Linked DNA regions of Homo sapiens: region 1 is linked to region 2. Evidence: read pairs that join two places in POLR2A ChIA-PET (ENCODE). Cell type or tissue: GM12878. All regions are shown on one strand. Links, peaks and the distances in the headings refer to the core of each region. The heading gives the core; the rest is flanking DNA.

Region 1 (2,918 bases), core at 305-2,804, 310 kb before region 2:
CTGACTTTCGGCAAATTGGCTGTTGGTGAAATCAGCCTATTTCCCTGAGAAACACTGCAGAAGGCAGGGCAGTGGCTGCCTTGAGCCTGCCCAGGACAGGACTGTGACTGTCCCCTCCTGCTTTCTACAAGCCATGGAGATAGGGGCATTGCTCTTGCATGAGGCTGGGGCTGAGAGCAGCCCCCTACAGGCTGGATCTGGATCCTAGGGAAGAAGAAGATGGGAGATCTCCCCCTTTGGGTCCTGACTCAATAGAACCCAAATGTAGGCCAGTAGCGGAACCTCTGTGCTAGCCAGAGTCAGGCCAGAAGTCAGTCAGGTGCTGCATCCAAGAACAATCTAGCATCGGAGAAGCGGCTTAAGGGTGTCAGAATATAATGTATAAAACCACAAGTTGTATAGGGTCACCCCGTGGGGTAGTTATCCGACTGAATGTACATTTATTAGTTATACATACTTGCAAAAGATTGCACACAGGCCTGTTAGTCATTATTATTAGTATTATTTTACATATGTAATATTATTGCAAATGTTATATCTTTATTATATAATACTTAAGCCTGGCACATATAGCTAGTTGATAAATACCACTTTTTTTCTTTGTTACTAGATAACTTACTGGAGTGGATAAATGCACTTAATAGCTTTTGGAGACCTCTTTTTCTTCTGGGGGTACCTGAGGCATTTCTTGCTTTCTTTTTTTTTTTTTTTGAGATGGAGTTTCGCTCTTGTTGCTCAGGGTGGAGTGCAGTGGTGCGATCTCGGCTCACTGCAACCTCCGCCTCCCAGGTTCAAGTGATTCTCCTGCCTCAGCCTCCCTAGTAGCTAGGATTACAGGCATGTGCCACCACACCCGGCTAATTTTGTATTTTTAGTAAAGACGGAGTTTCTCTATGTTAGTCAGGCGGGTCTCGAACTCCCGACCTCAGGTGATCCACCCACCTCGGTGTCCCAAAGTGCTGGGATTACAGGCATGAGCCACCGCGCCTGGCCACATTTCTTGCTTTCTTGTAACTTCAAAAGCCAGTTTTAGCTGGGAGCAATGGTTCACGCCTGTAATCCCAGCATTTTTGGAGGCCGAGGCAGGCGGATCACCTGAGATCAGGAGTTTGCGACCAGCCTGGCCAACATGGTGAGACCCCACCTCTACTAAAAATATAAAAATTAGCCAGGCATGATAGCGCGTGCCTGTAGTCCCAGCTACTTGGGAGGCTGAGGCAGGAGAATCACTTGTACCTGGGAGGTGGAGGTTGCAGTGAGCCGAGATCATGCCACTGCACTCCAGCCTGGATAACAGAGTGAGATTCTGGCTCAAAAAAAAAAAAAAAAAAAAAGCCATTTGTGATCATTAACATCAATAGAATATATGTCAGCATAAATACTGCCACAGAGCACTACTCAGCCAGTTGGGCAACTCACTCTTCTCTACCAAAAGCTTTACAGGTTATCAAAGCAAGTGGGTTTACTGTGGGAGGCTACTGTGAATTTTGGAAATTAATGTTGAGGGACTAGCGCAGTGGCTCACACCTGTAATCCCAACATTTTGGGAGGCCGAGGCAGGCGGATCACGAAGTCAGGAGATTGAGACCATCCTGGCTAACACGGTGAAACGCCGTCTCTACTAAAAATACAAAAAATTACCCAGGCATGGTGGCATGTGCCTGTAGTCCCAGCTACTCGGGAGGCTGAGACAGGAGAATCACTTGAACCTGGGAGGTGGAGGTTGCAGTGAGCTGAGATCGCACCACTGCACTCCAACCTGGGCAACAGAGCGAGACTCTATCTCAAAAAAAGAAAGAAAGAAAGAAAATTAATGTTGTTAGGAACTGTTGTAGTGGAATAAAAACTCAGTGATAAAGAATTGAGGAGAAACAACGATAACAAAAAAGGAGGGCAATAAATTTGTGCCTAGCAACTCTGAATTGCTTACTATACATTTCCTAAGAGTTATTCTAAAATGATGCCCTGGTACTTAAAAATAACTGAGCAGGCTGGGCGTGGTGGCTCACACCTGTAATCCCAGCACTTTGGGAGGCCAAGACCGGCAGATGACGAGGTCAGGAGATCGAGACCATCCTGGCTAACACAGTGAAACCCCGTCTCTAATAAAAATACAAAAAAATAGCCGGGTGTGGTGGCAGGCACCTGTAGTCCCAGCCACTCGGGAGGCTGAGGCAGGAGAATGGCGTGAACCCAGGAGGCGGAGCTTGCAGTGAGCCAAGATTGCACCACTGCACTCCAGCCTGGGTGACAGAGCCAGACTCCATCTCAAAAAAAAAAAAAAAAAAAAAAAAAAACTGAGTAATTTATTACTTTCTTTGATAATATGTTGCAAATTGTTTAGAATACATTCACAGGCAGTACATTTCTGTCCCAGTATCACTGTATGAGCAAATACTGAAGGAGTTTGCAGACATCTGCTTTACAGTAGACAGGAGATAGATGTTCCAATTGGATATAGCCCATGTGTGTAGTAAAGTCTGGTTATAGGAAATTACAGATTAAAAAAGACTGTTGTTGTAAACATGTATCCCTGCACGCAGTAAGGTTAAACAGAAGATCCACAACAAACCAAATTAACAATTACTAAGTCAGACTAACAGTTACTTATAGTTAAAAAGCAAGAATAGCAGGGATTGGAAAACAAAACCAACTCAGGAGCCCTGATAATAGCATGTCCTTTCCTATAGGTGGGGAAGTCTCACCCCCTGAATGCACCTATAGAGCTAGAGCTTGGCACTGCTATGTGGAAGCCAGACTTCTGAGAATACTGAGTTTCTGAGTACTTCATTTTTAGACAGTAACTCTTAATCATTTAGGTGGTTTTTAATAAGTAGACCTAGGTGGTATAGATACATCTGGGGTCATTTCACAGGCCCCTGGGGAGGTGAGCCATTCTTTATAGGAAGAGCTCCTCC
Region 2 (2,918 bases), core at 303-2,802:
CAAGTGGCCCAGTCTACTGTATATGTATAACATCATGCTAATCATACGGGAAGAGCAAGAAGTATCCTTGGAAAGATACATGTATTCAGAGAGTGGGAAATAAAACCCTGCAAAGTTTCAGGAAATTTCTACATTGGTTAAGTTTTTAGAGGTCCAGTGGTCTGAGACATGCTGGGATATCTATCCAAAGTCAAGGTCAGATATTGCATCTCATGCCTCCCACCACTAAGAAAAAAAGAAGTGCGATGCCAATCTTCTTAGGACTCTGGAGCAATATTTCACAGTTAGGAATACAACCCTGACCAATTTACTAGCTGACACTGAAAGACATCAACTTTGAGTGGGGCCAAAAGCAGAAAAGGCCTCTGCAGCCTTGTGACCTAGCAGAACGTAAGAGACTGGAATGTCTGTGGTTGGAGAAGATGTTGGTTTTGGTTTGGCAAGCTCTCAGAGGAGAATCATAATGTAGGCCCCTGAAGCTCTGGAGCAAATCCATGCCATCTGCAGCAGGAAAATACCCACCACTTGAAAAGCAGCTCTTGAAATGCTCCTGGGCTCCGGTAGAGACACAGAACCTGACTATAGGACATCAAGTAACCAAGTGGCCAGAACTAACCATCAAAAGCTGGGCTCTGTCAGATCCTCCATGTCATTAGGAAGAGTGGGCCCAGCAAGAACATATTGTGGCGACAGAGTGAGACCCTGTCTCAAAAAACAAAACAAAACAACAACAACAACAAAAACATTGTAAGATAGAGGTGGCATCTTTGATATCAGGCATAAGCAGGATCAGAGGGCAAAGCAAGCTTCAAAGCAAGTGGCCCAGACTCCCAGGTCACTCAGCAGTGTTGCACTGACATCTCTCTTCAGCTCTCACCTATGGCCCTGTCAGGGATCCCTGTGACTTGCTGACAGGGAAGGCAAAAGCCCAAGCTTTGCTCACAGATGGATTGGCATGGTAAACGGGGAAAAGCCAAAAAAGAGAATCCTGCTGCATTGCAGCCTCACTCAGAAGCAGCTCTGGAAGATAGTGGTGAGGGGAAATCCTTCCAGGGACAAAGATTTGGACAGTATATCTGGTCATCCCCTTTGTGTGGAAAGAGAAGTAGCCCTACATGAGAATATTCACATGGGCAGAATATTCACACAGTCACATAGTCAGTGGCAAATGCCCCGGTTGGTTCGTCAAGGGCTTGAGAAGAAAGAGTGAAAGAACAAGGACAAAAAGGTCTGAGAGCCAGGGCATGGTGGCACACGCCTGTGGTCCAGCTTGGGAGGCTGAGGTAAGAGGATTGCTTGAGCCCAGGAATTCAAGGCTTCAGTGAGCTATGATTGCAGCCCTGCACTCCAGTCTGGGCAACAGAGTGAGACTCTGTAACGATAGGAGTGGTCTTGAAGTGTACGATCTTTGTACAACATGTTATGCCCACCAGAGAGCATCCATTACAAAGGAAGCATTGAACAGATAAGTAGACAGAATGACTCAGCCATTGTCATCAGCCACCCCAGCTCTGAACAATGGGTACAATGAATGGAGTAACTGGTCGTAGAGATGGAGGTGATGCATGGGCCCACCAGCATGAGCTCTGTGATGACTAATTTTAGGTGTCAACTTGACTGGATTGAGGGACGCCTCCATGGCTGGTGAAGCATTGTTTCTGGATATGTCTATGAGGGTGTTTCCAGGGGAGATTGACATATGAGTCAGTAGACTGAGCTTTAAAATCCCCTCTTCTTCTCTCTCTCTCTCTCCCTCCAGTATATCCTATTGGTTCTGTCTCTCTGGAGAACCCTGACTAATACAAACTCCTACTCACCAAGGCTGAAATAGCTATGGCTGCTGCCAGTGTTCAATCTGTCATTAATAAACGCCAGGGCTAAGCCCCCATATGGTTCTATCCCACGAGAAGAACAAGCAGCCGTTCAGGGACAAGTTGATGACATTATACCCCACCACCTTTGACTGAAATTGACACGTATTCTGAATATAGGTTTGCCTTTCCTGCCCATAGGGTCTGCCCGTAACTAGTACCACTCTCCAAGGACTTACAGAGTGTTTGATCCATCAACATGAAGTCTGGCCGGGCACGATGGCTCACACCTGTAATCCCAGCACTTTGGGAGGCTGAGGCGGTTGGATCACTTGAGGCTAAGAGTTTGAGATCAGCCTGGCCAATGTGGTGAAACCCCGTCCCTACTAAAAATACAAAAATTAGCAGGGCATGGTGGTGCGCACTTATAATCCCAGCTACTTGGGAGACTGAGGCAGGAGATTTGCTTGAACTTGAGAGGCAGAGGTTGCAGTGAGCCAAGATCATGCCAATGCACTCCATCCAGGGCCACACAGTGAGACTCCAACAACAATAACCAAAAAAAAAAAAAAAAAAAAAACATGGAAAACAATGAAATCTGAATTACATTACTCTAAAAGATCAACATTACAGCAGTGGGGATATGGCAGTGGGCATGTGACAAAAGGATCTACTGATCTTTCTTTTTTTTGAGATGGAGTCTCTGTTGCCCAGGCTGGAGTGCAATGGCACAATCTCAGCTGACCTGCTACCTCCACTTCCCAGGTTCAAACAATTCTCCTGCCTCAGCCTCTCAAGTAGCTGGGATTACAGGCACCCGCCACCACGCCTGGCTAATTTTTGTATTTTTAGTAGAGACAGGGTTTCACTATGTTGGCCAGGCTAGTCTTGAACTCTTGACCTCAGGTGATCTGCCTGCCCCCAAAATGCTGGGATTACAGGCATGAGCCACTGTGCCAAGTTCTTTTTTTTTTTTTTTTGAGACGGAGTCTCACTCTGTCACCCAGGCTGGAGTGCAATGGCGCGATCTCGGCTCACTGCACACTCCGCCTCCTAGGTTCAAGCGATTCTCCTGCCTCACCCTTCTGAGTAGGTGAGATAACAGGC

The links. ChIA-PET counts read pairs that join two places held together with the same protein. Peaks named below come from ENCODE experiments on the same cell type or tissue, not always from the same donor. Only the 100,000 strongest peaks of a DNase experiment are listed, where the experiment ranks them.
Region 1: POLR2A ChIA-PET joins it to region 2 with 9 read pairs; 2 of 35 experiments call an interaction of 5 or more read pairs at or near these places.

Annotation. Positions count from the first base shown.
Region 1 is chr1:154,611,698-154,614,615 of GRCh38, reverse strand. It overlaps a transcript of ADAR not described here. Among named protein-coding and RNA genes, the nearest start is that of ADAR, 5.0 kb to the right of the region's middle. In GM12878, for the core only: no CTCF peak of the experiment used is centred there; no DNase peak of the experiment used is centred there; H3K27ac peaks cover 62 bases.
Region 2 is chr1:154,303,842-154,306,759 of GRCh38, reverse strand. No RefSeq gene overlaps it. Among named protein-coding and RNA genes, the nearest start is that of AQP10, 16 kb to the left of the region's middle. In GM12878, for the core only: no CTCF peak of the experiment used is centred there; a DNase peak (open chromatin) is centred at 1,592.